Regions from separate parts of the Homo sapiens genome. Here region 1 is linked to region 2. A link is a loop called in an ENCODE intact Hi-C map of the cell type or tissue named here. Cell type or tissue: Calu3. All regions are shown on one strand. Each heading gives the region's core, and the rest is flanking DNA. Links, peaks and the distances in the headings are about the cores only. Region 1 holds the start of OR51V1 (olfactory receptor family 51 subfamily V member 1). Region 2 holds the start of OR52E5 (olfactory receptor family 52 subfamily E member 5).

What was found. Peaks named below come from ENCODE experiments on the same cell type or tissue, not always from the same donor. Only the 100,000 strongest peaks of a DNase experiment are listed, where the experiment ranks them.
Region 1: a loop joins it to region 2, with 3 times the contacts of the local background. A loop is called at or near these places in 3 of 110 quality-filtered maps.

The regions. Positions count from the first base shown.
Region 1 is chr11:5,194,389-5,211,509 of GRCh38, reverse strand. OR51V1 (olfactory receptor family 51 subfamily V member 1) reads left to right here and starts at 10,828. Exons shown (of 1, transcript NM_001004760.3): 1 at 10,828-11,775. The coding sequence starts at 10,828. The coding sequence ends at 11,775. RefSeq lists an enhancer at 17,064-17,121. In Calu3, for the core only: a CTCF peak has its summit at 6,498 (motif pointing left); a DNase peak (open chromatin) is centred at 6,499.
Region 2 is chr11:5,885,674-5,902,794 of GRCh38, reverse strand. OR52E5 (olfactory receptor family 52 subfamily E member 5) reads right to left here and starts at 9,587. Exons shown (of 3, transcript NM_001005166.5): 1 at 9,525-9,587; 2 at 7,082-7,163; 3 at 65-2,163. The coding sequence starts at 2,018. The coding sequence ends at 1,035. The region is part of intron 2 of LOC112268071 (a long non-coding RNA gene); the gene reads left to right. It overlaps OR52E4 (olfactory receptor family 52 subfamily E member 4), which reads right to left. Exons shown (of 2, transcript NM_001005165.2): 2 at 15,716-17,121. In Calu3, for the core only: no CTCF peak of the experiment used is centred there; no DNase peak of the experiment used is centred there.

The DNA of each region.
Region 1 (17,121 bases), core at 5,345-7,844, 690 kb after region 2:
AAAAGTAACTATTGAGTACTGGGAGATGAAATAATCTGTACGACAAACCCATGACATGTGTTTAGCTATGTAACAAACCATCGTGAGTCTTTAGCAGTTCTTTCCTCCCATTTTATTCTTCCTTGCTCCTCTTTCCACCTATTAGTCACATATCTTTTTATAGTTATAATCAGCTTGTTTTTAAGTCTAACAAAATGTTGTTTTATGCGCATTATGAAAGTAATTTAATGATTCTCTGTCCTTCTTTGTAATTTGATTTTATGCAACAAGCATTTATTGTGTTCCTATATAGTAAATATAAAAACTGTATATATGTTGGAGGTAAAAAATAATGACAATGTAATTTTTGCCCTCAAAATAATGTGAGCAATTTAGTCCTATGGCTCCTATTTGTTAAAGACATTCAGTTACTTCTGACAACCTGAATTGTTAATTTCTTTCTTTCTAGCTCTCTTTTTTTTTTTTTTGACAGGGTCTCGCTGTGTTGCCCAGGTTGGAGTGCAGTGGTACAATCTTTGCTCACTGCAATCTCCCCCTCCTTGGCTCAAGATATCCTTCCACCTCAGCCTCCCAAGTAGCTGGGACTACAGGCACGTAACACCATATTCGGCTACTTTTTAAAATTTTTTGTAGAGAGGGGTTTCTCCATGTTGCCCAAGCTGGTCTCCAACTCCTGAGCTCAAATCGTTCTCCCTCCGGCCTCGGCTGTGATTACAGGTGTGAGCCACTGTGCTTGGCCCAGACAACATGAACTGTTACTGTTATTTTCTAATCCTTCGAGGAACTCAAGTCCTATCTTGAAAACTAATTCAAAAGGTACTAACGAGATTAGGAAGTGCCCCGAGAGAGTGCATAGAGGAGAGGGTAGAAGTAAAGCTGGGTTTGCTTTGTTAGTGAAGGAATAAAATGCATCAGAGGGCCGACCTTCTCAGCCTCTGATAGGCCCTGAGCTGGGAGCTGCTAAGCCATCCTGCAGAGCAAGTGGGAGAAACAGAGGGCATTAGGTCAGACTTGGCAGATTCTGCTCCTTTTTCCCTTCCCTTTTCCCCATCCACTTGCTCATTCTGGATGGCAGGATTAGGCTTTATATTTCCCTACCATATTAGCTTGTGCACTTAAAGGAAGTTTAGATAGCCTTGACTCCATGGGGAAAAGGAAAAAGTACATTTAGTGGGGTGTGGGACTGTTGGATTATTAGATGTCTTGCATTTCTCTCATTCTGTTCCAGTTGAGGCCAGCTTGCTTCCCACTAGAAGAATAACTGTTCTCTTTATACAATTCCTAGTCAAGTAGGGGCAAAAAGTATTTTCATTTATTATTGTTTTTCTGGGATGTAGCCAGGAGCAATTTAAACTTGCTGGAGTGCAATTTCTTCAACTACAAATGAGAATAATAATAACAGGTCTACGAACTAATTGTAATAATACAGAACTAAATGTAAATATACAAAGGATAAATTCAAAATCTGGGCACATGCAGGCTGCTATAAGAGAAAACATCTATGATATTATAGGTTGACCAAATGACATTAAATTATAGTGGGGAGGTAAACAGGTTGGCAGTGTATTTTAAAGTTGAACATATGCATATTTTATGACCTAGCAATTTACAGAATATATATACAAAAATATATAAGAATCTTCATAGCAGCAATTTATATTATAGCCAAAAGCTAGAAGGTACTCAAATATCTATCAACTGTGGAGTCAATAAATATATTGTGGTATATACATAAAATAGAATGACATTCAGAAATGAAAAATCAACTACAGTCATACACTAGTATGAATGCAATTCACAAACATAATATTGAATAAAGTCAGACATAAGCAACACAGTATAATTCAATGTATACACACTTTTAAAAAAAGGGACATGAGTCAATCGTGATAAAAATGAATTATATCAGGATAATTATTAACTTTGGAGACAATTAGTGGAATGATAAAGAGTGAGCATATGTTTACTCTTTAATTTCCTATCTTATTAGTTGTTACATGGGTGTGTTCACCTTCCAAAAGTTAATTCAGCTGTGCATGTATAATTTGTGTACTTTTATATATGCATGCTGTACTTAAAATATTAAAATAAAAACTAAATTTAGAAACTAAACAATGGAAAAAAGTCAGACCATTTCTTTGCATTTCAAGAAGTGCATACTAACTGAGATATTACATTCTTAAATGGCTTTAGTCAATTAGGCTTTAAATTTCACCACTATATAAACATTTGCTTCTAAATCTAGGTAGACTGTCTTAACTTCCTGAAGAAGAGGGAAGAAATAATGAAAAAAGGAAAATAACAGAAATACCTAGAGGAGGGAAATAAAAAGCCTAGGAAAGCAACATGAAAAGATGGTGCTCTCTGGTACATCCTGTGCTTCCTGAGATGTTGTTATTCGTCTTTTACACACACTGTCTTGGGATGGGCATTAAGGTGTTGTAGCTACTCAGCTAGTAAGTAGCTGAGCTAAGATTCTTTCAATTCCAAAGTCAGCAGTGTCTTCACTACATGGTACTATGTCAAGAAAGAGAAACTCCACTAAAAAGAACTTCATTGCTCTCTGTTAGGGATACATTAACATTTTGGGACATGAAAAAAAAATGTTACAATAGCTTACAGGTCACCTCCACTTATATGACCTATGGACCTCTTAAACTCAGCGAGTTGAAAAGATAGTAAATTATCCTCCACTTCTTTCAGTTTCCTCTAATGCTTCCAAACTTGATGAATGGTTCACTCAGATTTCCAAGACAAAATTTTGTCAATCATTTTTGCCTTTACTCTCCACTCTCTTCTATCCCTTATATATATTTAATAATCAATTTCTCACAACTAGAATTATTATCATAAATACTGATAGCTTTTGAGTGGCAGATAATGAGCCGTTTTTATATATTATCATCATACCAACAATATTTTTAAAAATTGTGCAGCTAAGTGTTGAGCTAAAAATTATATACCTAAGAAATGACAAAACCAAGATTTGAAACCAGTTCTCACTGACCAGAAGATCATTCTTTCAGCTAAGGAGCTAATTACTGCGTTCCTTCATAGTTTTTTTTTTTCCTCTCAGGTATTCCCTGAAATATGCATTTTCTTGGTCCTACTCTACTCAAATTTCAAACCACTATTATTTCATGCCCTTCAATAACTTCTAACCGGTTCTATTTTCCTATTTGTGTCTTGCAACATGGGATAATAGGTTCTGGCATGAGACAGCCCGGGCTCTACTCTCAGGTCCATAAGTTAATAGCTTTGTTTTGAGGATAAGTTACTTCTCTATGCCTTACATTCCTCAATAATAAATTAAGAGCTATAATGGAATCTACTTTATAAATTTCTTATAGTGAGTAAATTAACATAAATTCCTTCGAAAAATGACAAACCAAATAAGTTCCCAGTAAATATTAACTTTTTATCATGATGATCATGGTGATATTAATAATAAAACTAAAATTATAATTTTTTTCTTCACCTATAGCCACAGTCAGCTTCTCAAAGACAAATATGATTATGCCTCACCTTTTTATGATCTAATAGCTACTAATTTCTCCACGCTGACGTTTACCACAGAACCTGGACATAGGTGTTGCACACACTATGATCTCTAATAAATAAATAAAATAAATAAAACAGAAAAAAAACGATACAAAGGGTATGAAGGATTGAGTGAATATGTTATATGCTACGGCACCAGTGGTCTTTCTGGGTATTGTACACTTGCCCCATTCTAGGACAATGGTTCCTTCTGATTAGTTACCTTTTCCAGTCTGAGAGACATGCCTGGCTCACACCTGATTTGTAAGGCAATGGAGATGGAGACACTCTTATATCCAAAAGTACATAGCTCCGGTAGCTTAGATAATAAACCTTTGTCACCTCTAGAGAATTCTAAAAATCCACAGATTTAGAAATTCTAGGAATCCAAGAAATTACAATTTTAGATCTACTACAATTTCACAATATAACAATAACCAATAAACACGGACATTTTATTTACATAAATAAAAGATGGGTTTGTCACACAATTTAAAAATCTAGGGTCGAAAGCCACAGCAAAGGCAACCTCCTGGCACTATATCACAATAGATGACACCTGCATAGAGAAAGCAAAGTGGTCATGTTAGTCACTGATTGCCTCAAATAATCCCTGTGGGGATGTCTACTCTTTTGTATTCCATCAGCTTTTTTCCCAGTAACAACACATCCTAGCAATAATATCCTGACGAGTTTCTATAAAAAAAAAAAACTCCCCTCCTAAGATACAGTATCTTTGTGGTTGCATCCCCAGCCATCCCTCATTTGGTTGAGGTTGGAATTTCAATGGGTGGGTTGAATTTTTCCCTAAACAAACTTGCCATGGTAAAATCAAGGCTAGCATTACTGTTCACACAAGGCACTGTGCTAAGATCCCCATCCTTATAGCAATGGGAGGGCTCATAGGCAAGTCATGTCATGCAGAGGCCATTTCATCATCCCTTCTTGTCTTTGGGGACTTGGGTCTCTCCGGTTGTATAGGAGATTTCGCCAGGCATTTGAATCCTTCACTGCTAGTCATCCTGGACTCTGTGGTGTACAATATCCATCTCTCCTATGTTCTGAGGTCAGAATGACCTCTCTCTTAACCAGTTGTCTGGGCCCAGGCTCCATTATTGATATAGTCATGATCTCCTCTGTTGGGGATGAAGTAGGCAAATTTGAGGCACTAATTTACTTCTCACATTCTTTTCTTGAACAGAAAGATAGAACTGGAAATTAATAGTAGTATATAAATTCAAAATTTTAGCTTTAATAACATTTAATCAGACATAAATAATTATGGTAATGTGAATTTCAATAAATAAATTTTAGTTCTAATATAAGTGTAACTGTGTAATATTCATACTTTTTCTGAAGGCTTTACTAATTTGATATGGCATTACTTTTTTATTGCTGCCAAAACTATTCTTATTCCACTGTGTGGTGATGAGAAAGTGAGAGATGTTCTGGAGATGGTGATTATAGATAGCTTCCCTGAAGCCATAGTAACCCCCTGGAGAAAAATTGGACCTGGAGTCTAGCAGCCTAGGTATGGGTACTCGATTTCTTAGAAAGCCTTTACAATTTCCTTTATCTTAAAAATAAGGGTATTGAAGTAGAATTCTAGAATTTTCAGAGGACAACTTAAAATATGTGTAATAGTTTTAATTATTTATCCTCATAAATTTAACTGTTCATTTTAATATATTTAAGGATGAATTTTTTAAAAAGTTGATTTCATAAAAACGGGAATAGAAAGATGGTTCCATAGGCTGACTGAGAGTGTAGAGGAGGGATGGGAAGGGAAAGAAGTTGATCTTCAGTTAGACTAGAGGAATAAGTTTTAGTGATCTCTCACACTGCATAGTGAACACAGTTAATAATATATTATGTATTTAAATTAAAAATTGCTAAAAAATAAATATTTTATGTTCTCACCACAAAAAAAGTTGGAAGGTGATTCATATGCTAATTAGCTTGATAGACTCTCTCTACAATGTATATATAGATCAAACATCACATTGTATCCCATAACATATTATATATATTATATATTTATATTATATATTATTATTGTATCCATTAATATATGCACTTATTATTTGCCAGGCAAATAAAAAATGTTTTTAAAATATAAATTTATTTGTAACCTCCTTTTACTTTTCTGCTTGGTTTTCTTCTTTCATTCAGTGTTTACCAGTTTCTTATAGTTAATTTTATTTTAAGCTGTCTCACATTTTCTGAAGAAAAGGGAACATATTAAAGCCAACAAAACAAATACACTATCTTGCATGAGATGATTTATGTCATGGTACAATCAAATGCTATAAATCTTATAAAAACTTCTCAAATGGTTAGATGGCTACAGTTGAACAGATGGACCATGTCATATATTTTTTATAATGCTTCTAAGGTATGGCTAATTTTTAAAAAATATTTTAGTAATGATGGGAATATTATTTATAGAAATCTTATAAAATATATAATGAAATATGTAATAAAGTCTAGATAAATGTGTATATACATAATATATATTTATTACATAATATATAATATATAATGTATATTTATATATTACATGCATTATATATTAAATATAATACATTTTATATATTATATATTAAAATATGTAATAATATGTTATTAAATATATACAATAATCTATTACATTTTATGCTTATATAATATATAATAAATATATAGTATATAATAAATATACACTATATATTTGTATCTATATATGTTTATAAAGTCATTCCTCTAATTAGGTCATAACCATTCAGGTAAACTGGAAATTTAAGCCTACTTCAGGTTTGTGGTAAATAGATTCTCTCTGAACTAGCATATTCAGAATCATTAAACAGTCAGTTCTTTGGACAAGTCTTATAGAATGTTCTTACCTCTTCAGCCATCCCAAGACTCTTGAGGGCCTGACCTCGCTTACACTAAAGCAGATCTGCCTTATGCATCACTGAAGTAGGGAGGGAAGAAAGTTTGATGAACTACTTCTGACCCCTAGTGGTGTCCAGAAAAGACCATTAAAGGAATGACCTTTAAAGGATGGACATACAATTTTTTGTCCAAGGCAGGACATGTGTGGGTGTCTTTCAGTAATTATGTTCTAAGAACAGCAAAAACTCCACTGCCTTGGCAAATAGGAATGTTTTAGTTCTATAGAATTATAAAGAAGCTGTCTTTTAAACACAATATACTTTCTCTATGTCTTTGGAACAATGACTATTGGTCATTACCCTATTTTAAAGTAAGCAAGTAATCACACAGGGAATTATTCTGAAAAGACAGAAAAAAAAAAAAAACCAAGAGATTTCTGCATATGTAGGTCAGTTTTAATCAGAGGGCATCAGAAAAGACTCCTGAAAGAATGACCTGGTTATTATAATCACAGATTTGCTTTCCAAGTCAACATTCCAGACAGTGCTCAGAGGGGATACGAAAACCCTTTTATTTCTCCAGACTCAAATTCACTGCTATTTGTCTTCTCTATTTATTTTATTATAGGCATTGTTCTGGTTGCTGGGAACTCAGACTGAGATACCATACACTGACTCTCAGATAGCATAACACAACATGATGTCTTGGAAAACTGTAAATCTTTTTGTTTTTTAAATACAGGTGGAGCATCTGGCACACCTGACATATTGATCTTGTTTTTCTTTAAATCTTCATTTATTTACCTTATCAAAACTATGCTCTTTCATCCTACCTTTCAAAACATATTTTAAAAAATCCTCCAACATGTATTTTGCTCTGGTAATCCCAAAAGGCTGATAGTCTCTATGGTGGCAACATGGATAATACTGTTCCCCATCTAGATGGTCTCATTTCTTCTGTATCTAGTCTGAAGAAGCCTGAATGAAAGTAGATTTTTAAGCTTTGTAGCTAGTCTGAAGCCTTTGTAGTCAGTCTGAAGAAACCTGCATGAAAATAGATTTTTTTTTTCCTTTGGGACAGAGTCTTGCTCTGTCGCCCAGACTGGAGTGCAATGGCGCGATCTCGGCTCACTGCAACTTCCACCTCCCAGGATCAAGCAATTCTCCTGCCTCAGTCTCCCAAGTAACTGGGATTACAGGAGCACACTGCCATGCCCAGCTAATTATTTTTGTGTTTTAGTAGAGACAGGGTTTCACCATTTTGCCCAGGTTGGTCTCCAACTCCTGAGCTCAGCCAATCCACCTGCCTCGGCCTCCCAAAGTGCTAGGATTACAGGCGTGAGCCACCAAGCCTGGCTGAAAGTAGATACTTTTAACACATACCTACATTCACAGAATATTAAATCTTTTGTGATCAATCCCAGATCCTTGACGATATGTCTGAGTCAGGCTGGAAATGAGAGAAATCATGTTTGAAATTGGAGTGTTGTATTCAAGGTCAGCAAGATCCCTGGAGCAGCATCTGTTTTATAAACCATTCAAACTTGGTATATGATGACTCAATTGGTGGCCAAAGGTCAGAAAAGACTAAGTGTACACAGATGATTTTACACACACTTTGATAGGAGTGTTCACATTCATATTATCTTTATATCTCTGTGATTGTCTAGCTCTTATTTCATAGAATAATTAATTAAAAATTATTTGATAAGTGCCCATTCTATGCTAACCCTTATTTTTCATATTCTTGAGCAAAAAACAGATATGGTTCCTAATCTTCTACAGCCTCTAATGAATCTAATGGAAATTCAGTGTATAATAAGTGGTATAAATATAAACTAGTATACTGTGATGAGAGTAAGTTAGTTAAGGGGGTTGAAGAAATGAGATAATCTAGGTGGGGAGCAGTATTAGAAAAATCCCCCTGAGGAAGTAATCATTTTAACTCAAAAGTTAATGGTGAAAGGAATTGCTGTGCAAATACTTGGGGTAGATAATTCGGAGCACAGAGAAGACCATGGGCAAAGATCCTGAGACATGCATGTACTTAGCTTGTTTTGAGGAAGATAAAGATACCTAAATATTAAGGAGTGTAGGCAGTAGTGGTCTAAAGATGTAATAGAAGAGGCAGGTGAGCCACGTTATACAAGGCTTTTTGACTATGATAAAGAATTTGTATTTTACATTACGAGCAATGGGTAAGTGACCATCAAAGAGTTTTTTCAACAAAGGTTTGTGTGATTTAGTAGATGTTTGTAGAAAAGCAATTTGGTTTCCCTGGAGATAATACATTTTTTAGAGGACAAACAGATAAATCATGATATTAGCTAGTAATAATATTAAATTATTATTAATTTAATAAATTATCATAGTAGCCAGGGAAACAATGATATTATAAACCAAGACGGGCAATGTGTAAAAGTGGGCCTATCTGGGATGTGTTTCTGGTAGAAATGGTAGAAATTGATGAAAGATTTGATGGAGAGAGGAAAGGGAAGGAAAGAGAGAAATAAAAAATTTTAAAAATGACTCAAGACTTGTCTTATGCAATTGTGTTATTGGTGGAGTCACTTTATAATATTAGGAGAAAAGGGACAGAAAATAGATTTTGGGGGGAAAATCAAGTACTTTATTGGCATCATTCTTATTTTAAGATTAAACACTCAGATGAATATATTAAATAGCCAGTTGTATTCATGAATTTGAGCTCTCAGGAGTGGTCAGGAATCAGAGGTGCAAATGTTAGTTTCAAATAATAAGAAAAAGTTGACATAGTCTGCACATTAAGGAACTGAGAATTTAGTTTGTAACAGAGATATTAGTTAAATATTTAGTTTAAATATTAGTTAAATATTTAGCTAATAAATACAAAATTATAAGTTTTATTTAAAATTGAAACATGATACCAAAATAATAGATATATGGATAAATTTGTCTTAAGAAACTTCTTGAAAAGTGATTGTTGAGTTGCAAGATCGTTTTAAAAAGGGTAGGAAGAAATTGAGGAAAAGATGATGAATAATTTAGGCAGATAGAACATTTCGAGAAAAATTTTACGAAAGAAGAGAAATTCGATTTAGAGAAATGAAAGAAGATACGTATTCAAAAGACTGAAAAATCCTCTGCAAGAAACGAAGAAACTTCAAGCATTCTATGGAGAAAAAAGTATTAAAAATAGTGAGCTAAGTTATTCAATGCTGAGAAGGAGTCAGGGCAAGAAAAACAATGGTTAGACTGCTAGAAGACGTCAGTGTAGTATAGAGAGTACATTGAGAAGAAAGTCTGTGGAACTGTGTTGTGAGGCTAATAAGACAAAGCTGAAAAGTAGGACATAAAGGGCAGCCCAAATCTGAAGTTACTTTAACATCTCGAAGTTACTCAATCAAACATGAAAGTATGGACTTTTGAACATCTGTTTACATTATTAGAGCTTTAAAAAAACTTATGATGATTCTCAGGTCTGGAACTTAAAGCAGGCAAACAATGTAAAGAAGAAGCCAATTGATTCTGCTACCATGAGGCTTTTGAAATTATAAGCTTGCTTGTTTGAGCCTGGCTTTGTGATCTGTAGAACTGCAGGTTCTAAGAAAGAAAACACAATTGGCCAATACATTGAATAAATGTATATTGAATAAATAGTTAATCAGCTCATTAACTGAATAAATAAAGGAATGGGAAGCACTGAGCTGCTATCAAAGGCTCAGTGTCTTCAATCTAATTCTCTACATCACAAAGGCACAAATGAGTTGAACATCTCAAGAGGCCAGAGCTCCAGTGAGAAATCATTTACCCAAGGTCTCATGCATAAATATTCCTGTCTGCTTATCACCAATGAAGAAAAAGTAATTGCTGGCTACGTCATCTGGAGGGGGAGAAAACAGGAGTATCTTCATTAAATAGTATTTGGAGAAAAAATATACTTGGAGACGGCACAAAATGGAAAATGACGGAAAAGTGACTATTTAATAGACTTATGATATTTAAAGCCCAAAGATTACTCTTCACTTCGAATGTTTAATGAATTGGAGAGAAGAAAATAATTTTTCAAGAACCTCGGCTCTTTACTGGTATAAAATTTTTACCACTATCCTTGGGAAAATGTCTAAGCAACGTATTTTTTTAAAACTAGCCTTCTCCTTTTACTAATCTCTTCCTTATTTGTTTTTGCTTATGGCTTCTAAGGATATGTTCACATCCAGACAGTGAAAAAATAATGACTTTTAAATGACATCAAAAGAAGACCATTTTCTCAAAGGCAATGGATACTATGTCTCAAAGAAACAGAATTTCTCAGCTGTTTTTTTTAAGTCAGTAAGTTTTAGGGTATTTCATTTACTTAGAAATTTCATTGTATTCAGGTGAAATTGAAACATTTCCTTTGAAAAAATACTCTCACATGTTTCTCAGTTCCAGAATGATTACTTCAGTAAGCCCTAGCACCAGCACGAATTCTTCCTTTCTTCTCACTGGATTTTCTGGCATGGAGCAGCAATACCCCTGGCTTTCCATCCCCTTCTCCTCAATCTATGCCATGGTGCTTTTGGGCAATTGCATGGTTCTCCATGTGATATGGACTGAGCCAAGCCTGCACCAGCCTATGTTTTACTTCCTGTCCATGCTGGCCCTCACTGACCTGTGCATGGGGCTGTCCACTGTGTACACAGTGCTGGGGATCCTGTGGGGGATCATTCGAGAGATCAGCTTGGATTCCTGCATTGCCCAGTCCTATTTCATCCATGGTCTGTCCTTCATGGAGTCCTCTGTCCTCCTCACTATGGCCTTTGACCGGTACATTGCAATTTGCAATCCACTACGTTATTCCTCCATCCTGACTAATTCCAGAATTATCAAAATTGGGCTCACTATAATAGGTAGGAGTTTTTTCTTTATTACACCCCCCATCATCTGTCTGAAATTTTTTAATTACTGTCATTTCCACATCCTTTCTCACTCTTTCTGCCTGCACCAGGATCTTCTCCGCTTAGCCTGTTCAGACATCCGATTCAATAGTTACTATGCCCTGATGCTGGTTATTTGCATACTGTTGTTGGATGCTATACTCATCCTTTTCTCCTACATCCTGATTCTTAAGTCAGTCCTGGCAGTTGCCTCTCAGGAAGAGAGGCATAAATTATTTCAGACCTGCATCTCCCACATCTGTGCTGTCCTTGTGTTCTACATCCCTATCATTAGCCTCACAATGGTGCACCGTTTTGGCAAGCACCTTTCCCCCGTGGCCCACGTTCTCATTGGCAACATCTACATCCTTTTCCCACCTTTAATGAATCCCATCATCTACAGTGTCAAGACCCAACAGATTCATACCAGAATGCTTAGACTCTTTTCTCTGAAAAGATATTGAGAGATATTGAGATGTATTGCCTAAAAAAAAGAAAGAAAAGCAGCAACAATAATAAACAAAAATCAGTGCCATAAAAAAGAAAAAATTATTAAAATTGTAGATTTACTCTGAGTCCATGACAAATGACCTTAAAAAATATTTAAATATAGTCAGAGAATCAACAAACAAGTTCCATTGTGTCAGCCTGGACACATGTAGGTCACTCTATCAGTCTGACCATATTTAAGAAAGAGGAAAAAATTGTTTATTTGCCTGAAATGTACTTTTGAGCATTTCCTTTGCTGTAAAACAAAGCTGGATTAAAAACCTAGGTTTTCAAGTTTCAAAGTAGAAAACTTGAAGTTTCTTTCATTCTCTGAGGTTTACTTAATTAACCTTCAAAATGGAGACTATAGCCAACTCACAGGAATGTTGTGATATCTGTATGGACCAGAATTGTCCAAGGGAACTTTTCTAAACTGATGGCGATGTTCTATAAAATACCATAAAATGGCTAAAGTGGAATATATGGCTCCTGTGCGCTTGAAATGATGGTAGTGTAATTGAACAACTGCATTTACAATTTCAGTTACTTTAAGTTAATTTATATTTAAATGTTTAATGTCCTTGTATTGGACAGTTCAGTTCAGCAGCCACTATATTGGACAGGGAAGCTACAGTTCATAAAGAGGACACAAAGAAATATGACTTTGGATTCAACTTCTACCATGTCTAATTTAAATTAGAATCCTTATTTTTTAGATTTTATATGTGGACTCCACTGCTACAAGGCTGGAAGCAGATTTTGCTCTAGATCTTTTGCTTTTATATCTAAGTGGGGGATCTTCTGAACAGATGAGACTGTCCGCTACCGACTTATTCTGAGTTTAAAAGAAAAAAGATAAAAGAACATAAAGCGGTTCTTTTCTAAGTAAGCTAGTGCAGCTTTCCAAAGAAGGAAAGAAAGGAAGGAAATCAGGTACAAAACTATGCATGGATAACAAGAAAATAATTGTTTTAATCTTCCTATATTCTATTAGGTATCTAAGAAGGTAAGTGTTAAAATTGGACAAATTAATGCATAAGAGTCATTTTACACCAAAAAGCAAATATTTATTTTTATTTTTAGATATCAACTAAAACAACCAGATTTGTCTTCCTGTAATTATGCCTTCCTTTCCTTTCACTTTGGACTTCATTCAATAACATAGCCTCTGTCTACTTATTTGACTCAGAGGGAAACAAAAATACAGGCTTTGGTTTCTAATAGCTTAAGCCTCAAAGTGAGGAAATTGTTTCTGGACAGAGTAAAGTATCTGGTTAGAAAGATAAGTGTAAAATTATTCCTAGAACAATAAATTAGGTCTTCTGGGTTACAGTATAAGGTTAATTTGAAGGATAAAGGAGTGAATTTCCTGATGTCAAAGAGGATCTAGTGCATCTTCTGGTATAGCTATCAGAAGTGAAAACTGTGAGGTAGGTTCTAGAGGGGAAAATGTCAATATATATATTTTTTACTATATAATCATAGTAGCTGCCGAGGCGGGCGGATCATGAGGTCAGGAGATCGAGACCATCCTGGCCAGCAATGGTGAAACCCCGTCTCTACTAAAAAAACACAAGAAAGTATCCAGGCGTGGTGGCGGGCACCTGTAGTCCCAGGTACTCGGGAGGCTGAGACAGGAGAATGGCGTGAACCCGGGAGGTGGAGCTTGCAGTGAGTCGAGATCACGCCACTGCACTCCAGCCTGGGCGACAGAGAGAGACTCTGTCTCAAAAAAAAAAAAAAAAAGAGAAAAAAAAAGAAAAGTTGATATGAATGTCAGGTGGTAGTACTGCTCCAGGTTCCCTAATGATAATAAATGTCTGCATGGTCCCTCCTGGCCGACTGGAATGTGGCCAATCTGACAAGATTCCTATGCCCCAGTTTTATAATGAAAAGAGAAGTTAGCTGCTGAATCTGTAGAGGTCATGTGAATGTCTCATAGATTTCTCAATGGCCAAAGAAGCTTCCTTCTAATGCTTTGAAAGTGAATAAGCATCCACCCTCCCATACGCCGGAGAGCTGACACAACACTGGGGAAGCAGAGAATTCTTCAACAACTGACAATATGTTTTCCACCAGCCACTCATAGGGAAGCATCAGAATGAATTTATATTTATTATTTGAACAATATTACATGTCTGACACAACTGAGTTGTTGGTTTGAGAGTTATGTTTAACAGGGAGAGTAGGAAGGCTCATCTGAAGACTTCATACTATGAGTGTTTGTGCTTCAGATTAGGCAACCTATAGAATGTGAACCAAAATAGTTTGAAATAATGGCCGTGACAAAACAGTTAATAAAAAATACCTAAGAGTATCCTCAGAAATCATTGCTTATTTTAGAGCTATATAATTGTACTATGATGATAAGATTTATGAAGAACTTCAGAATCTTTACAATTCAGCCAAAGGGAGGAAAATCAGTAAAAAAAAAAAAAAAAAGCCAATGAAAGTAAACTTTATATGATTACTGGGCTTTATACAGAAAGAAACAGGTTTAGAACATTAGTAGTTTAGATTGTTTGTTTTGCAAAGGCCTCTATCTGGAAGCAATTACTTAAAAAAATAACTAAACCTCTCCTGAGGAAGAAAAGGCAATTTCAGAGACATCAGCCCAGGTCCTGAAAGGAAGAGCAGATGGAGACATCACAGGTGTTTAAAACACTGTCTGTTTTGAAAAGCTACATAGTAGCCAGGTGGAGACATTTTTCCATATATCTCAAAAAGCCAGCTTCTAAGGAAACTTGTTTTCCATGAATTAGGCAACAACAGCTGAAACTGTTGTTGATGTGGTAGCCTGCAGAGCCAGTGAGAAGCAGTTATCAGATTCCTTTGTAAGGCCTGCAAGGCTACTATCCAGCGTCACTGAGAAACGTTACGAAAACAGCCACAGTGATGTTAGGGAAACACAGTTCTCTTTTGCCTTTTTTTTTTTAATAGGTAGACTGTCATATCATTGTAACTGCTGCCTTAAATGAAGTCACGGTTATTATAATAAGGAGAAAACAAAAATATTGCCGAGAACAAGGTGACAAAAGTAAGATTCAGAAAATCAGAAAGTCTAGTCCATTCAATTGCTATTCATTTAACTCTTACACCGAAAAGCTAAGGTCCAGTGGGAGAAATCAGTGATTCTTAGAAGTGAGAGGACATGATTCAGGATTAGAAATGTGTTTTTAGTAAAAATGATCTGCTAATAATAAATCCACAGGCAGATGTTCACTGTACACCAGCAGTCTTCAATGTTTTTGGTACCAGGGACTGCTTTTGTGGAAGACAAGGTGCAGGAGGGCATGGTTTCAGGATGAAACTGTTCCACCTCAGAGCATTAGGCATTAGATTCTCATAAGAAGCCGCAACCTAGATCCCTTGCATGCCTCTATGAGAATCTAATGCCGCCACTGCCGATGTGACAGGAGGAGGAGCTCAGGCAGTAATGCTTGCTCATCCCCCTGCTGTGAGACCAGGTTCCTAGCAGGCCACGGACCAGTACTGGTAAGTGGCCAGGACTGCTCTACACTATACCTCCCTATTTTCCTAGGCTTATCAAAATCGTATTGTTAAACAGACTTAAGAGATGTTCTACTTGAGGTTGTGTCTCCATTCCCTAGGATATTTGTTACCATTACTTGCAGAAGATAATTGCTAGAGTAGTGAATAGAGGCCTCCAGATGAAGGAAATAAAAATAGTCCATTTTCCCAGAAGTCTCTTGCAGAAACTTAAAAATTAATGCCAACCTAGCCAAGAACACCCCTGCAGTAGGAGTCGATGTCCTAAAGCTTTTCCAGTAAAAGTGTGGTTTCTGCCCCTGCAGTCTTGGCACCATGTAATGGCACATAGAAAATGCAGGCTTTCAGGTTGCAGCCAGAACTGAGGAATCAATCGGTGTTTAGCTTTTGAGATGCTGGTAATGTTCTCTTTCTTGGTCTGAGTGTTTGTTAAAAGCTTTTGCTAATTTTGTGTCAATTTAACAAACTGTACTTTTATTTATGTATTTTTCTGTACTGAATAATAAAATATAAATTTAAGAAATATGAGTGAAAGTGTCAATTTACATATAAACCTGGCAGACTGAATATGTGTTCATTTCTGCTACTTTCTCTAATCCACTAAAGCTATAGATGTACACAGAGACACTGTGAAGAAAATAGCACAATATGTATGAACAAATTGATAAGTATATACATTTAAATATGATTTTTTAAAAAACAGAACAGGATAATCTGAAATCTATATGTCTACAGAAAAGGATACCAATGAGAAAAAACGTTATCTGCAAAGAGCATTTTCTGGAAAAACACAGAAATTACTTATAAAGCATTCGTGAGGGGTAGGGCTAAAAATGGTAGAAAAGGTGAATACCTGTTTAAGGTTGCCTAAAAGATAGCCAGGTACTCATTTCTCTTTAGTTCTGGCAAAATGATTAGTGTCTGTAGTAACCAAATCAATGATGATCCAGACACTGGGAAATTCAGTGCAAAGGATGCCAGGACTAAGGTGTAATATATGAAACAGAGAGATTATGCAAAAGAATACATATTGAATGATGATAAACTGTCTCAAGAGAAAGGACTAATAGATATTGGCATTTGAGTATTCGCTTACTGGATTAGCTAGGCTTCTTTCTGATCAGCCTTCAAAGTAACTGGCCAGATAACTAATTGTACCGTGTTCATAGAAATCCCCACTATACTCTTTTTAAAATTATTTTATTTTATTATTATTATACTTTAAGTTTTAGGGTACATGTGCACAATGTGCAGGTTAGTTACATATGTATACATGTGCCATGCTGGTGTGCTTCACCCATTAACTCATCATTTAGCATTAGGTATATCTCCTAATGCTATCCCTCCTCCCTCCCCCCACCCCACAACAGTCCCCAGAGTGTGATGTTCCCCTTCCTGTGTCCATGTGTTCTCATTGTTCAATTCCCACCTATGAGTGAGAACATGCAGTGTTTGGTTTTTCGTCCTTGCGATAGTTTACTGAGAATGATGATTTCCAATTTCATCCATGTCCCTACAAAGGACATGAACTCATCCTTTTTTATGGCTGCATAGTATTCCATGGTGTGTATGTGCCACATTTTCTTAATCCAGTCTATCATTGTTGGACATTTGGGTTGGTTCCAAGTCTTTGCTATTGTGAATAGTGCCGCAATAAATTGCATTTACAAACCTTTAGCTAGACATGAAAGTTCTCCAGTTCCATATTTCATGGTGAGGAACAAAGAATATGGTGGGGATCCCCACTATATTCTTTGTTCCTCACCATGAAATATGGAACTGGAGAACTTTCATGTCTAGCTAAAGGTTTG
Region 2 (17,121 bases), core at 6,581-9,080:
TTCTACCTTGAGTTTCAATCAGGGCTCCATTTCCAATTAGGAGCCAACTTCACATTTTTGCAGCTCCTAGAATACCCAAAGAAATAAATTGTCCTATTTATCTTCTATACCTTATTAAGAATGACTTTATATTATTTCAGCAGCCACACTATTACAGTCTGCCCTAAAACCCACTCTAGCAAAGACTGTGGAGGATGGGATTTCCCTGAGTCCTTAAGCCCAAGACAGAAACCTGTTAACTCTTCAAGCTTTATAGTCTCCTGACTGAAAGTCTCTTTCACGAAGGTAAGAGCTGAGAGGTCCATGAAGAGGCCCATGCGTTGGGATAATCTGGATCTGGAGAGCTGACCTCAAACCAGGGATTGTATACTAGAGTGGATTAGTAAATGAAATCTACATACATTAGAAATAACAATTACACTATAATTATGTTTAGTAAGCACTCATTTTGTTTCCAAATCTTTTAATGTTTTACAAGCTGCACAGATTTTCACAACATTCACTTTAAGCTTCAATATCCCTGCTCATAAAATGCTATAAATCAGTATGAATTTGTTATTGTGAACTCAAAGAGTCTAAGTGAAATGCTCAGGTCAAAATTTTAGGTAAGGCCATAACCTGTATTTAAATCTAGATCTTATGACTCCTAGTTAATTTCTCTTGCCACTGTATCCTGCCTGGTTTTGATGAAATACCACATCATTTTAATCGTCATGAACTTCAGCTTTGGATATGTAAATACAGAGAATCTTCATGTGGAAAGGCTATTCAAGACAATTACTGGGCAATAACTTTTACAAAGCCTTTGTTTCTCTTTAGGCATTTTGTAGTATCATGGGGCTTAAGTGTGAGTACTTTTTGCACTTTTAATGGGTGAAACAGAGAGATTGTTTTGGAATCTTTGAGCTATAACTTCCAACAGACCGTACTGAAATCATGAGACGTTGTAGGGGATATAATGCTATTGGCTCATGTGGGAATGCAAGAGAAGTAGTAAAAAAAATGTTTCCAGTGTTTATTTTGTTATGATCTCATTATTGTCTAACTGAATTGTTGTGGAAGATCCTCTTGGGGTCAAAATGCCAAAAGCTTTTAGGGTTGAGTATCCTAAGTACCTGCTCTCGTATCTGTTTTGTTTTGACCCCATAGATAACAGAGTTAAGAGCAGGGGGAAAAACCACATACAGATTGGCCAGAAGAATGTGGATGTAATGAGGGATGTTGTGGCCAAAGCGGTGTGTCATGAAGGAAAAGAGGGCTGGCAGGTAGAAAGCCAACATAACACAGACGTGAGAGCCACATGTGCTGAGTGCCTTAGGCCGGGCATCCCAGGCTGGGAGATGGAAGACAGCTCGGAGGATCTGGACATAGGAAAATCCAATCACAGAAATGTCAATGTATCCCACTGAGAAGGCAATCAATCCATATATAACATTAATACTGGCACAAGCTAACTTTGCCAAGCCCATGTGTTCACAATAGGTATGAGGGATAATCCGGACACCACAGAAAGGCAATCTCAGGATGAGAAATGTGAATGGAGTCACAAATACCAAAGTCCTGACAATGATGACTATGCCCAGAATGGCTATTACCTTGTTGGTAAGGATCATGCTATATCTCAGGGGGTTGCAGATGGCAATATAGCGATCTATGCCCGTGACTGTCAGTACCACAGACTCCAGGCCAGTGCATATATGAATGGTATACATCTGTGTGATGCAGGCACCAAATGCAATCTCTCCAAGATTAAACCAGAAAATTCCCAGCATCTTGGGGATGGTTGCTGTAGACAAGCCCAGATCAGTGCCGGCCAACATGGCTAGGAAGTAAAACATGGGTTGGTGGAGGCTCTGTTCAGTCTGTATCACAAACAGGATAATGATGTTCCCTAGAAGGGCTGTTAGATACACTGCAAAGAAGGGGAAGCCAATCCATACATGCACATCTTCCAGCCCTGGGACCCCCACTACGAGGAAGGTGGAAGGGTGAAACTGTGTATTGTTGGTATGAAGCATATTGGTGGCCATTCCCTACAGACACATTTCTTGCATGAGTTTTCTTGCTTCCAGTGAGAAACCATAACTTCTTTCACAGCATGGTGTCTATTTCTTGGGGAAACAGAAAATCCATTCTTTAACTCCATAATATAGCATAAGAGACCTAGAGAGGGAATATGAAATATAGTTAAAAAGACACTCTCACTTTTAAATATTTGCCTCACTTACACAGGAAACCATGCAGAAAGTTTCCAAAATATAGCAATCCTGCACTTCCCATGTCTTTCCTCCCTTCAGTCTCTAAGAAAAAACTTCCATATGGCATTAAATTAGCATATATTTATTGCTAATTATACTTGTTAATCAGGATGTAAAGAGTAGCCAAGGTGAAGTGTGTGTGTGTGTGTGTGTGTGTGTGTAAAATGTCACTGGACTGAGATTGAGGAGGAAAATGATAAGAGGAATGATACATTCTTGCAAATTAGATCTGAGAAATTAAGAATATTCTCTGTGAGAGGAGACTCAGTAAAGGTGGAGGATTGGTTAGTTGGTGTTTGGATTTGAGATAATAAATAAAATTTTTAAATTTAGATACATAGGGTAACTATTGCATAATTCCAGAAAAACAATGCTCCCTCTTACAACTTCAAAGGCCCTTCACTATATTATGTTTTCTTTCCTGAATAGAAAACACTGGATGCTCTCAGATACTTTGCAGTGCCTTTTGTGATTTATGATCTTTTCTGTCTTCTCCATTTCGCATTATATAAATGGGCAATCGCTTCATAATGCCACCTAGATAGTGGCAGTGTAATTGTCTCTATCTTTTTAAAAGATACTGAGGTCAGATACTTGCCTCAGATTGGGGACAGTCTAGTTTGTATTAATGCTGTAATAGTTTCCCTGGTATATTGATGGACAGTGATATGTTTAAGTTCACAGCAGGCTAGTTTACCGTCACAATTGAGTCTTTCTGGTGTGCCTTGTGGTTGAGTCTGGTTTGTAACTGGCTCTGTGCAATGGATGCAATCTGCAACATAATAGGCCTGTAGGGTGCTTGGGTGTGTGCAAATGAGACTAGGACTTGATTAGAAACTTTGCTGCTACAGGGTGTATTCTGTGGTAGGCTCTGGGCCATGGATGGAATACATTCAGTTATTGGGTTAGTCAGATTCGGGCAGTGCCATATCCATATCAGTGCCATGGGTCAAATTACTTTGATGCTCATTTGAGTGCAATGATTTCTAATATGGTGCTACTAATCCTAAAGAAAAACTATCCCTATGACTTGGCTATAATGCAGGCCCAAAGAACTGCTTTGGAAGTATAGTGGTATGTGTATTTGGGTTTGTATCTTCTCAGATTCTGTCCAATTTCATGGTGTGGAATTGCTTCCCAAGATATGTCACGATTCTGCTAAAGGGAGGGAAGATACTTTATGATATGATCATTTCCTGAGTTGTATTAATCATCTTTTTCTCCTTATGGGATCTGATTATAGGAAAGTTAGTATCACAAAATCAACATACAAAGATGAGTAGCATTTCTATATACCAGTATTCTTCAAGCTGAGAACCAAATCAAGAACTCAAACCCATTTAAAATAGCCACACAATAATAAAATATGTAGAAATACATTTAACCAAGGAGGTGAAAGATCTCTACAAGGAGAACTAAAAAACACCAATGAAAGAAATCACAGATAACGCAAACTAACGGAAAGACATTTCACACTCATAATCTGGAAGAATCACTATCAGTAAAATGACCCAAAGCAATCTACAGATTCTATGAAATTCCTATGAAATTCCCAAAGCCATTTTTTCAAATTAGAAAAAACTATTCTAAAATTAATATGGAACCAAAAAAGAGCCCAAATAGACAGAGCAATCCTAAGCAAAAAGAACAAAGCCAAAGGCATCACACTACCCAACTTCAAATTATACTCCAAGGCTGCAGTAGCCAAAACAGCATGGCATTGCTGGAAACATGACACAAAAATCAGTGGAACAGAATAGAGAACCTAGAAGTAAAGCCACACACCTACAACGAACTGATCTTTGGTAAAGTCAACAAAAACAATCAACTGGGTAAGGATATCTTATTCAGTAAATGTGCTAGGGAAATTGTCTAGCCATATGTAGAAGAATAAAACTGGACCCCTACTTCTTACCATATACAAAATTAACTCAAAATGGACTAAAAACTTGAATATGAGGCCTCAAACTACAAAAATCCTAAAAGACCTAGGAAAAACTTTTCTGGACATTGGCCCTAGGCAAATAATTTATGATTGAGACTTCAAAAGCAAATGCAATGAAAATGAAAACAAAAATAAACAAATGGGATTTACTTACACTAAAAAGATTCTGTGCAGCCAAAATAAACAATTCACAGAGTAAACAGACAACCTACAAAATGGGAGAAAATATTTGCAAACTATGCATCTGACAGAAGACTAATATCAAGAACCAATAAGGACTTAAATAATTAAGCAAAAGACAAAACCCAATTAAAACGTGGGCAAAGGTTGAATAGACATTTCTCAAAAAAAGACACACAAACAGCTAACAAGCATATGAAAAAATGTTCATCATCATTAATCATCAAAAAAGTGCAACTTAAAACCACAATGAGGCCAGGTGCAGTGGCTTATGCCTGTAATCCTAGCATTTTGGGAGGCCGAGGTGGGAGGATAACTTGAGCCCAGGAATTCCAGATCAGCCTGGGAAACATAGGGAGACTTCATCTAAAAAAAAAAAAAATTAGCTTGGTGTGGTGGTGTGCGCCTATGGTTACAGCTACTCAGGAGGGTGAGGTGAGAAGATCACTGGAACCTGGGAGGTCAAGACTGCAGTGAGCCGTGATTGTGCTACTTCACTCCAGCCTGGGTGACAGAATGAGACTCTGGCTCAAAAATGAACAAGCAGACAAACAACAACAAAAACAAAAACACAGTGAGAAACCATCTCACACCAGTCAGAATGGTTATTATTAAAAAGTGAAAAAATAACAGATGTTGGTAAGGATGTGGAGAAAAAGGAACACTTACACAGTATTAGGGATTTATTAGCTCAACCTCCATGGAAAACAGTATGAAAATTTCCCAAGGAACTAAAAATAGAACTATCATTATTTCTAGGAATCCCGCTATTGGATATCTACCCAAAGGAAAATGGACTGATCAAAAATACACCTGCACTGATTTGCTTATCACAGCACTATTCACAATAGCAGTCATGAAATCAACCTAAGTGTCCATCAGTGGTAGATTGGGTAAATAAAATGTGGGACGTATACACCATAGAAAAGTACACAGCCATAACAAAGAATAATGTCCCTTGCAGCAATATGAATGCAGCTGGAAGCCATTATTCTAAGTGAATTCATGCAGAAACAGAAAACCAAATAGCATATGTTCTCACTTATAAGTGGGAGATAAACAATGGGTACACATGGACATAAAGATGGAAACAACAGACACTAGAGACTACAAAGGTGGGGAGGGAGGTAGAGAGGCAAGAGTTGAAAAACTACCTTTTGGGTACAATGTTCACTATTTGGGTGATGGGTTCACTAGAAGCCTATGCCCCAGCATTATGCAATATGCCCAGGTAACAAACCTGCACGTGTATCCCCTTGAATGTCTAAAAATAAAAAAGTTATGTTTACAATACAAAAGAGTCAGTATCAATACCTTTCACCCACTAATAACCACAAATTAGCTTTATCTTTCTATTTACATCTATCCCCTGCCCCAGCATCCGATCTGTCAGAGAATTCTTTACATTTTGTCTTTTACTAAAAGGAATAATAACTAAGTTTATGTTAGAGGGAAAAAACGTCTAGCTGACATTATGTGCCAGGTATTTTTTCAGTGCTTTTGAAATGTGATTTTATTTAAAGATTAAAGCAGTTCTGAAATTGGCACTTCTGTCCCCATTTACAGAGGAGGTAAATGAGATTCAGGCCAGGGAATTAAAAACTATATCTTACTCAATAGCTACTGCTATTAGTAATTTTTTATATGTAAGCTGGGGGTAATAAAATTAATCACATGATCACCACATCATGCAGGGACTGTCCTGAAAATTAGAAGTTATAGACATGTGGTGTGATTACTTTCCACATGGATTTTAAATAACTGTAATCATCATCATGATTATTACTTTCAATAGGGAGAAGGAGAAATATTTCTCCAGACCCTCTCTTTTTATTGTACTCACCACTTGCTGCCTTTAAATCCTTATTTCTCATACAATGTATTTCATATCTCTATTAATATGTAACATCCTTACAGTTACAAAGATTTGAAAACTGAATAATTTTTCATTCAAATTTTTTCTTCTTCTCTGATTTTTTTTTTTTTTTTTTGACACAGTGTCCCACTCTGTCGCCCAGGTTGGAGTGCAGTGGTGCTATCTCAGCTCACTGCAAGCTCCACCTCTCGGGTTCACGCCATTCTCCTGCCTCAGCCTCCTGAGTAGCTGGGACTACAGGTGCCTGCCACCACGCCCGGCTAATTTTTTTTTTTTTTTTTTTTTTTTTAGTAGAGACGAGGTTTCACCATGTTAGCCAGGATGGTCTTGATGTCTTGATCTCCTGACCTCGTGATCTGCTCGCCTCAGCCTCCCAAAGTCTTCTCTGATTATTATACCCTGTTCTGTTTTTAAAATCTCTATTTATATTCCTACCTACATTTTAGTTTTTCTACTTTTCTTTTCTTTCTTTTTCTTTCTTCTTTTTGAGATGGAGTCTCTCTCTGTTTCCCAGGCTGGAGTACACTGGCACAATCTCAGCTCACTGCAACCTCCACCACTTGGGTAGAAGCGATTCTCCTGCCTCACCTTCCTGAGTAGCTAGGATTACAGGTGCCCACCACCACGCCCGGCTAATTTTTGTATTTTTAGTAGAGACAAGGCCAGGCTGGCCTTGAACTCATGACCTCAGCTGATCTGCCTGCCTCAGCCTATCAAAGTGGTGGGATTACAGGCGTAAGCCGCCACACCTGGCCTATTTCTGTTTTCACTGATATACATAGACTAACATTGTTCATCTGAATTATTACCAAATTGTCTTACTTGGTTTTTCAGTTATTGTGTTTCCTCCAATGTAATGCTTCCGCAGGGGTCAACCATAAATGCCAATAAGATGATCATCCTGCTAATGGTGGAATACAATGATTAGCTTAAAACATTAAATTTATTCATGGCTATTTACAAAGATTAAAAAATAGAGGTTATATATCACAATATGATTAATTGTATTAATGAATAAGCTATAGAGAATTTTGTTTGCAGAAAAATTAAAGTACAGAGCTAAATTATTTAATCTGTCACTGAAATAAGGAAGAATAAAGAATACCTAAATTTGGTAGAATTAAGAGTGCAATGGAGAAAAATCAGCCAAAGGAACAAAATTTATGTTTAATTTTATATTTTCACTGTTTCCTGTGAATATAAATCCAGCTTTTCTTTTGTGATATGCAATTTCAAATCCAACAGCTATTATTTTTCACCTTAAGACAGTGCTTGTTACAAGAATTTTATTTTCTAAAATATTAGCTTTGGAGAATTGTATTGTTCACTTAAAGTAATTTTGGTGTAGGACTTTGAATTTCCTGACATTGTCACAGCCATTTAATTCACCATGGCCTTAGCAATCTTTTCATAATTAAACACAACAACTGAAAAAAATGTGTAGTGGTTCTCTTGTCAGTGAAGTAAAACATTTCTACACTCAAAGTCTAAAGCAATCTTTTCTTTACATTGAGTCCGCAATTAAAATAATTTTTGAAATCAGATTATCATAAGTATTTTCTGAGAACACAAACTATGGCCCATGGACCAAATCTGGCCCACCATTTGTTTTTGTAAATTAAATTTTATTGGGGCAAAATTATTCTCATTCATTTATGTATTGTCTGTGGCTGCTTTTAATCTACAATGGAAGATCTGAGGAGTTGTGACTGAGATCTCATGGCAGGAAAATATTAAAAATATTAACTCTCTCTCTCTTTATAGAAAAAGGGCACCGACCCCTGAGCCATAAGAATAAAATTTCAGTAGTGCTCCATATCCTTATGAAAAAAGTCTTTATTCCATAAAATGCAGTGAAGAATCTTAAACATTAATTTTAACCTATCTTTACAGTATTATCATCTCCACACTGCAGTCAAACTGCACTTCAAACTTTCTGCATGCTTTCTTCTCTATGTCTTTCTTCATATTTCCTCTTATGAGGAGACTTTCCTGTCTAGCTTTAGTCACCACTATAGTACATAGCCTAGATTTATTAACATACAATCTACATAGCCTGCCTCAATCTGCTTATTTCAAGATTATCCATTCTTTTTTTTCCTATTTTTCCAAAGGCCAATCTATCTTTCTGTTACGTGAGTTATCAGCGGTTTTCAAAATGAGTTCCCTGGACCAATAGCATCAGCATCACCTGGTAACTTGTTATAAATGACATTTCTTGGACACTAACTAAGACCACCTTAATCAGAAGCTCTTGAAGAGGGGTCCAGTAATCTGTTAAAAAGCCCTCCAGGTGATTCTGATGCTTATTCCAATTTGAGAACCACTGGCGAATATCTACCACTAGGTTATAATTTCTTTGAAGGCAAAACTAGTGTCATATTTATCTCCATGATAACATGATTTTTTTAATGCCAGGATCCACAAATGGCTATTGAAAGTTGAGTGCAAATAATAATCTTCCCTATTGTTATATATAGTATTTTAGATTGAATTCCTAAAAACATATCTGAGATAGAGAATGGCGGGCAGAAAGATTTTTGAGAAAGGCTCTGGGAAAATATGCTTATAAAGAAGCCAGGAAGGTAGGATTGGATCAGAAGACAAACTTCTTTATCATGTAGTTACATCTGAAGCCTCAAATGATACGATATGAAGCTCTGGAGATGGTTTGATCTCTCTAAGTTGTCCCACACACACAAAAAAAGTAAGCCTTTTTTATTTTTTTTGTATTTCTATATTATCTAGTTGTTGGCAATGGGCCACACTGTGTGATGCGACATGACCTCAGATGAGGCAGTTCCTTGGATCTGAGGGCAATTCCAGGGACGGGTGAAAATTTGAGGTTTCAGCATCTGAGATTCCTAACAACTAGTCATAGGTGCATAGGTCTTGAAAAGCAGACCACACAGCTATAACCAGGGAATGATCTGTTAACATCCTTCTCATCTTCATGAAATGCTCTTTTTTTTTTAATTTTAAAACACTTATCCTTCTCTTTTCCTTTAACTCTCAGAATGCTCTTTGAAGTTTGTTTACTGCTTTTCTTCCTTTATCATGTCCTTAAGTAATAGTCTGTTCTTGACTACAGCTATGAATTTGGGTTTTTCTTAACTACTATCTCTTTCTCTTGCTACTTCCTTAGAAGATGGCCCTATCTACAGAGACTCTGGCCGAGTCACTGGAGCTCCATCATCCCACAAATCACTTTAGTTACTGTCATTGAGGACCCTCTTTCAGCATAACCAGGAGCTGACTCACCTACCTCTGCCCCGCATCTGAGAAATTGTCTGTGAAGGACCGGATACCCCAGACTGCAACCTGTATGCGACATAGTTCTTACTATTCAGAGCCAAGGAGTTATATGAGAATTCTTGTCCCCTGGGAAGGGCTTCCCTAAAGTGTGGGCTGTGTCACTGGACCTGGAGAGAAAACAGAAAATTTCCCTACTCCTGAGGATAGGGCTCTAGGTTATCTTGTCAGAGATACCTTCTGCTTGCTGATGATCTGTGCATCCTCTAGTGGGTACATTCCCTGCACAGGTCCCAGGGGTCTATTCAGTTAGAGGCATAATGACCTCACACTTACACCTTAAATCTGACTGTGGTATCAGGTGATTAGTTACTCTTGACAGAGAGGCAAGAAAAGAGCCCTGTAAGAAGGAACCCAGCATCGCCTTAAAGTCATCTCTGAAATATATGTACATTAATAAATGGCAGAGATAGAATTCTAACTTCAGTTTCCAATTCATGAGATATATCTGTTACAAGAATTACATTCCATGATTTTTGTGAGTGTGTAATGCATCTAACACGATACATAATATTAATAGAAATATCAAAATGAATATATATATATACAGAAAGAAAAGCAGTTTAACCTACAGATTAAGAACATGATCTTTTGATTCTCTTATTCTGTGATCTTGTTCAATTACATTTGCCATTCTAAGTCTTGGTTTTCTCAAATGGAAAATGAGAAAAAATTATATCAATATTGTAACAGTATAATAAGGTAATGTCTGGAAGGTGCTCAACACTTACTTGTTAGAAATTAATTAATACATTAACACTGGCTATGCATTTTCACAAATCTTTTACAACATTATCTCTGAAGTTAACACTTTGGAGTTAGGCAACATAAATTTAAATATTTTTTTCTTAGATTCTGTAGCTGGGAAAACATTTCTTAACCTCTATCAGCTTCTTGTTCCTTCTTATAGATTCACAAGGCTGACGGAAATGACAAAACACATTTCACACTTTTTTTTTCAGAGTAAGTGAGATCATGCATTTGACTAGAACAGCAGAGTGTTTGACAATATATCTAAATATTATTAAATGGACATTATTTCTATTCCTTATTTGAAGTAGAATTTTTGGTGTTCAATAACATAAATAAATATTCAGTAGAAAAAGTTATTTACCTTTTTAGTTCATTAGATTGTTCATTTAAATGACTGTCATTTATTTGTTCAGGAAATGTATTTATTGGTACACATGGACATAAAGATGGGAACAGCAGACACTGGGGACTACTAAAGGTGGGAGAGAGGCCGAGGACAAGGGTTGAAAAACTACTTATAGGGTAATATGCTTACCACCTGCGTATATTAGTTCATTTTCACGTTGCTATAAGTAAATATCTGAGGCTGGGTCATTTATAAAGAAAAGAGATTTAATTGACTTACAGTTCCACATGGCTGGGAAGGCCTCAGTAAACTTAACAGTCATGGCGGAAGGGGAAGAGGCACATCTTACAGGGCAGCAGGTGAGAGAGAAAGAGAATGCCCGTGCAGGGGGAGCTGTCAAACACTTAAAAAAACATCAGATCTCATGATAACTCACTATCATGAGAACAGCATGGGGGAAACCAACCCTGCAATCCAATCACCTCCCAACAGGTCCCAACCCTAATGTGGGGATTATGCGGACAATTCAAGATGAGATTTGGGTGGGAACACAGAGCCTAACCATATCAGTGGGTGATGGGATCATTCATACCCCAAACTTCAGAATCACACAATCTACCCATGTCACAAACCCACACATGTAGCCCCTAAATCTAAGAGTTGAAATTACAAAATAAATAAATAAATTTTACAAAAAAGTATTTATTTTTACCACTAGATGTCAGTCATGCTCATCCTACAAGCCAATGTTCCTTGATTCAACCTTCTTTTATTGAGCTCCTGATATGAATTAGACAACATAATAATTAGATGCTCATTAAATACAGGCTAAATCAGCAAGTGCCATTTGAGCATTATGTATACGTGAAAGTCAAATCAGCTACATTTCTTGAACATGAGCTATTGTGCTAACTAAGTTTTCAAGATATTTTTGTTATATCTCTATTTGTATACCTCTGAGTTCAAAATCATTTCTTCAGGGAGCTTTGATTTCTTTTACAATAAAAGAATGTAAAGGATGAAAAGTTAGTGACTTTTCTTGATTATTTCTAATGTTTCCTATAAAATTGGATATATCTTACTATGCATTATCATATTGATCTTTTTGAATTACAATATTAATTAAAGCTTTGGAAAGCCCAAAGTTTTCCTTAATACCCATGAATCTTATAAACCACATAGAAGAATACCCCTAGCATATAAAATGTTCTTTCATTTTACTTTTGGCCTTACAGAGAGAATACTCTAAAATTATGAGAAAACTAAGAATATGCCTGGTGATTATTCCATTACTTTTTTATTCTCATTTCAATTCTCAGTGCAAACATACTAGATTATATTTCACAGTATATTAGTCCAAATGATTTTTTATCAGCATTATAATTCTTGGGCTGTCTAAAAGAATACAAAAAAATTCAAAATGATTCTAAGAGGATTCTGAGAACAAAAAGGAGAGTATCTAATGCTACAAATAAATAAATACTGAAATAAATAGCACACAATAGTAATTGAAAGGAGAATATATAAAAATATTGGCCGCCTCATGTTTGTTCAGAATTTTCCTCCAGCCCTTTGTTTATGTGGGCCAATGTGCTGGAGATCTCCTTTCGGCCTCTCTAGGTCCATTCTATACTCTGTGTCCTAAGAGATTCATGACTATGTACTGTATCAATAGCCTCTTTTGTCCCATAGAATCTGCTTGGGTTCAGAAAATAGGAAGCACCAGCAGGTGAGGGGGAAGTGAGTGAGGTCGAGATATTTATTCTGGTTCCCACCTGCTCCTTCATTGCAGGTGACCTGCAGGTCACCACGGGCTCTGTGAGTACCTCCAAATAAATTGCAACTTCTATCTGCAATGCTCTCTGGGCCTCCAGATGCCAGGAACTCCTTCTCCTCTTTGGACCCCAGAGTAAACATTCCCACACTTACTATCCTTATAGTCTCTTGTGGAATTTCTAAACTGTGCCTATATATTTGTCTTAGTTTAAGGGGTCAGCTTGAGTTTGCTAACTATGCTTTCTAGAACCTTCACTAATATTGCCAATAAGCAGCCTTAGATTTTCCTGTAGATTCTTCTATTTAAACTTACTTTTATCACATGTAATAATATACAATACATAATATATGATATTATATATAGATGCTCCTTAACTTACAATGGGGTTATGCTGCAATAAACCCATGATAATTTGAAAATATTTTATGGCTGAATAGTACTCCGTTGTATATATGTACCACATTTTCTTTATCCATTCATCTGTTGATGGACATTTAGGTTGCTTCCAAATCTTAGCTATTGTAAACAGTGCTGCAACAAACACTGGAGTGCTGATATCTCTTCTATATATTGATTTTCTTCCTTTTGTTTGTATACCCAGCAGTGGGATTGCTGGATTATGATGTGGTTATTACACATTTCATGCTTGTATCAAAACATCTCATGTACTCCATAAATATATGCACTTACTGTGTATCCATAAAAATTAAAAAAGAAACAAATCCATTGAAAATATTGTTCAATATTTTGAAGGCATTATTCTTGAGCAGGACAATGGATAATGCAGCATCCAAAGTAATGATGCAATTAGCATGAAATAAATGGAATTTGGAAATGCAAGAGGTAAGAAGATCTAGATTGTCTTCAAGAGACATGACATTGTTAGTAATAACAATGGTATTACAGACACCTTACCAGGGGTTGATCTTGGCTTTATTCCATTGTAAGTCAAGGAAAGTACTGAATGCATATACTCAAACTATTCTAAAGTCAAAAAATTGTCCAATTAAAACATTGTAAATCAAGGATCATCTGTATATTTATAAATATCCATGTGTATATAGAAACATGTATAAGTATAGGTAAAATTTACTGCTCTTATTGTTTATTTTGAAATAGGTAGTTTTATCTTTGGATTCTAATTTCTTAAGACTTTTGAACTACATTCAAATATATCTCAAAGTAGCTAATTTTGTAGTTGTTGGAAAAGAATAATAGATACTTCACAAGCGAATATTTTAAAATGGCCCATAAGAGCTAAAAATATACTTGACATCATTATTAGTTATTAGAGAAATAAAAATTAAAACTGCAATGGGATAATGCTTTTTACTCACTAGAGTAGCTAAATTCAAATGACTGACAACACCAAATGTTGGTGGGAATGTCGAGCAATTGGGATTTTCATATTTTGTTGGTAGAAGTGTAAAATGGTGAAATCACTTTGGAAAACTGTTGAGAATTTTCTTCAAATTTGGCACCAGAAAAATGGAAAAGTCTGCAGGCATCTGGAATTTTAAAAAGGTTTTTTTGGGAAACCAGGATAATATAGCAAGGCTCTGACTGATATAGGAGTTATGGATCAATAAACCAATTGAATGGAGCAATGTTGGAACATATTCAAGAAGATACTGTATCTGAATTGAACTTCATGGAAGTTTATTTTCAGTTACACTGAATTATGTCTGTTCCCAAAGTGCTGGTGGGTAACATAAAGTTAGAGATAAACAGCATTAATATTCTCACACTTACTATCCCATAAGAGTCTATGAGCTAGGCTGGTTTCCATATTCTGTAGAATACCGTGTGATGCATAAAGGGTTCCTAAGGAGAAGGATTGCTTGACGGGGTGAGCAAGGTTTATGGAAAATGGCATAGTCTTCGAATATTCAATACCAGTAGAATATAATTAACTCTGGCATTGATGTCTTTTTTTAATGAAAATAAGTAATTCAAGACCAAAGCTGTTGAAACTTTAAATTATTTTGAGCCTTAAAAGAATGTGATTATAGGACTTGAGTCACTAACAGATAGCTGTAACCTAGGAAGTTGTAGTATTTGTTTGCCTGATTATAAATTAGCCTTTTTCCATTACCTACATTGTTTTTTAGAATGTTGTAAAAGACTAACGAGTGCCAGAGAAGACCCTTTCCCTCTTTATTTTTGATCTTCGTTATTGATTAACTTCCTTCTTCCTTGTTTTACACAAAGACCTCATGACTATTACATTGTCAAAGTTAAAATGTTAAAAATACTCATTTAAATTGGAAAAAGAAAACAAGCTATAACTAATCAATGTGCTGTAACTCATAAATCAAGTTTGTATGGGGAAATCTTTAATTCTGCTACATTTCTTTGCTTTCTGCCTACATAAGTAAAACCTTAACTTTTCAACTTTGGAGCATTGACCTCATTTCTTTGGATTCTGTGTTTCCCAGATGGCCATCCTTAGCTTTGCATTTGAATAAACACTTACACTGGATTCTCATACTATTATTTCAGGTTGGCATTCCTTTTGTCACCATTTTCTCAATTATATTTATCTTTTGTGTCTTTTTTCTTCAGCTTGTCAGCACCCTTCTGGTCCCATCTTGTTTGATTTCGTGAAAGAAAACTACTGTCCAGAGAAGGGATCCCAGTACAATGACTCTGCTCAGCCATGTTTAAGTGTGGTGTTCCAGTTTGATTATGAACCATTTCAGGGCCAGCATTATGGTGCACTCCCATCTACACTGTGGACACTATTACGCTTATATTAAAATTTTCCGACTCCCATCAATATATTTAACCAGAAAGTTGCATTATACATGTCACAGATGCTTTCATATCACTGAGAAAAGAAAAAAACTTTGTCTTTATTTAGCATGTTTATATATGGTACAGCTATTGAGGGCCTGGATGCTCGTCTGTGCTTACCACTCAGTACTGTGGACCACAGTGATGAAGACTGTGCTGATTTCAGCTTCTCTTTATCACTATACTACTTGCACCTGTACTCAGTTTCTGTGGTCTCCCTCTTCTCATTACCAACACCAAACCCAGGCTACTCGTTCTACCTCTCCTTTTACTTGATCTCCACTTGGGACCCATGATGAAGCCTCTCACGTATAAATAAAATATTTCCTACTTAAATCTCCTGCAAGAGTTAAGAATTTGTAGTCAAAAGGATTTATCTGAGTGATCTTCCTTCACTTGTTACATGAGAATGATGCTAAAGATGGGTATATTTTATGCACACAAATACCTGCTTTCTTTAGACCTCAGTTTTTTTTATTTGTAAGACAAAGGGAATAGATCAAGTTTCAATGTATTTCCACATTTAAAACCCTATGTTCCCATAAAATGTTAAGTACATGAAGCAGAAGCTGCAAAAATCAAATTAGAACCCATGCATACAGACCTAAAGAAAATCTACAAAATACTATAGAATTCAGGAATTGTGCTTAGCCAGTGTTAAGACCAAGAACTGTCCAGATTCACAGATACTGAATAGGTGATGTTGCTTTTCTTGTCTACTTGGCTATATCCGCCCCCATTTCCTAAAATCGTTATCTGCGTACTTTTGAGTATTTTGTATATTGTCATACAAACTACACAGTGGTTCTAAATTATAGAACATGAGGGAGACTTCTTCTGATTTTGAAGCATGAGTACCCTGATAAGTCACAAATTTCAGTTCAATGTCTCTTTTATCTATTTTAAAGCAAACCACATTCTCCAGCCATATCTGAAGTTTGAAAATAGGACTAAATATTGGAGATCTACAGGATTAATAAATTATAATGATATTATTTTGAAGTCGATATCAAGTCTGGCCCTGTGCTTACCATAGCTTGAGCCTAATTGTTTTTCTAAGTTTTATAAAGTCTCATAAGTTTTATATATTTTGTCTGAAGGGAAATTGTCAGATAGAATTGAGAATTAGAATTAGACAGGCGACACATACAAGTAGTCACATCTAAAATGACTTTGCTTCAAGTGAGAAAACATGTCTCCGTAATACCCACACTGTAGTCTCTCATATCCCTAAATTCACAAAGACTTACTTTATCAGAGAACGAATGTAAAAGAAAAGTGTATTAGTCAGTGTTCTCTAGAGGGACTGAACTAATAGGATATATATATATATGTGTGTGTGTGTGTGTGTGTGTGTACACATACACACACACACAAAGGGGGAATTAAGTATTAACTCACATGATCACAAGGTCCCACAATAGGCCATCTGCAAGCTGAAGATCAAGGAGAGCCACTCTGAGTCCCAAAACTGAGGAACTTGGAGTCCGACGTTCGAGGAGGAAGCATCCAGCACAGGAGAAGGATGTAGCCTGGGAGGCTAGGCCCATCTAGTCTTTTCACATTTTTCTGCCTGCTTTATATTCTAGCTGCGTTGGCAGCTGATTAGATGGTGCCCACCCAGATTGAAGGTGGGTCTGCCTTTCCCAGCCCACTGACTCAAATGTTAATCTCTTTTGGCAACACCCTCACAGACAAAACCAGGATCAATACTTTGTATCCTTCAGTCAAATAAAGTTGACACTCAGTATTAACCATCACAAAAAGAGAGAGAGCAGGAATCTGAAAGAAGGAAAGGAGCAAAAATGGCAGTAACAGCAAGACTGAGAGAGCATTAAAATAAACATGGGAGTCAAAGATTTTGGAGAAGAACAACAA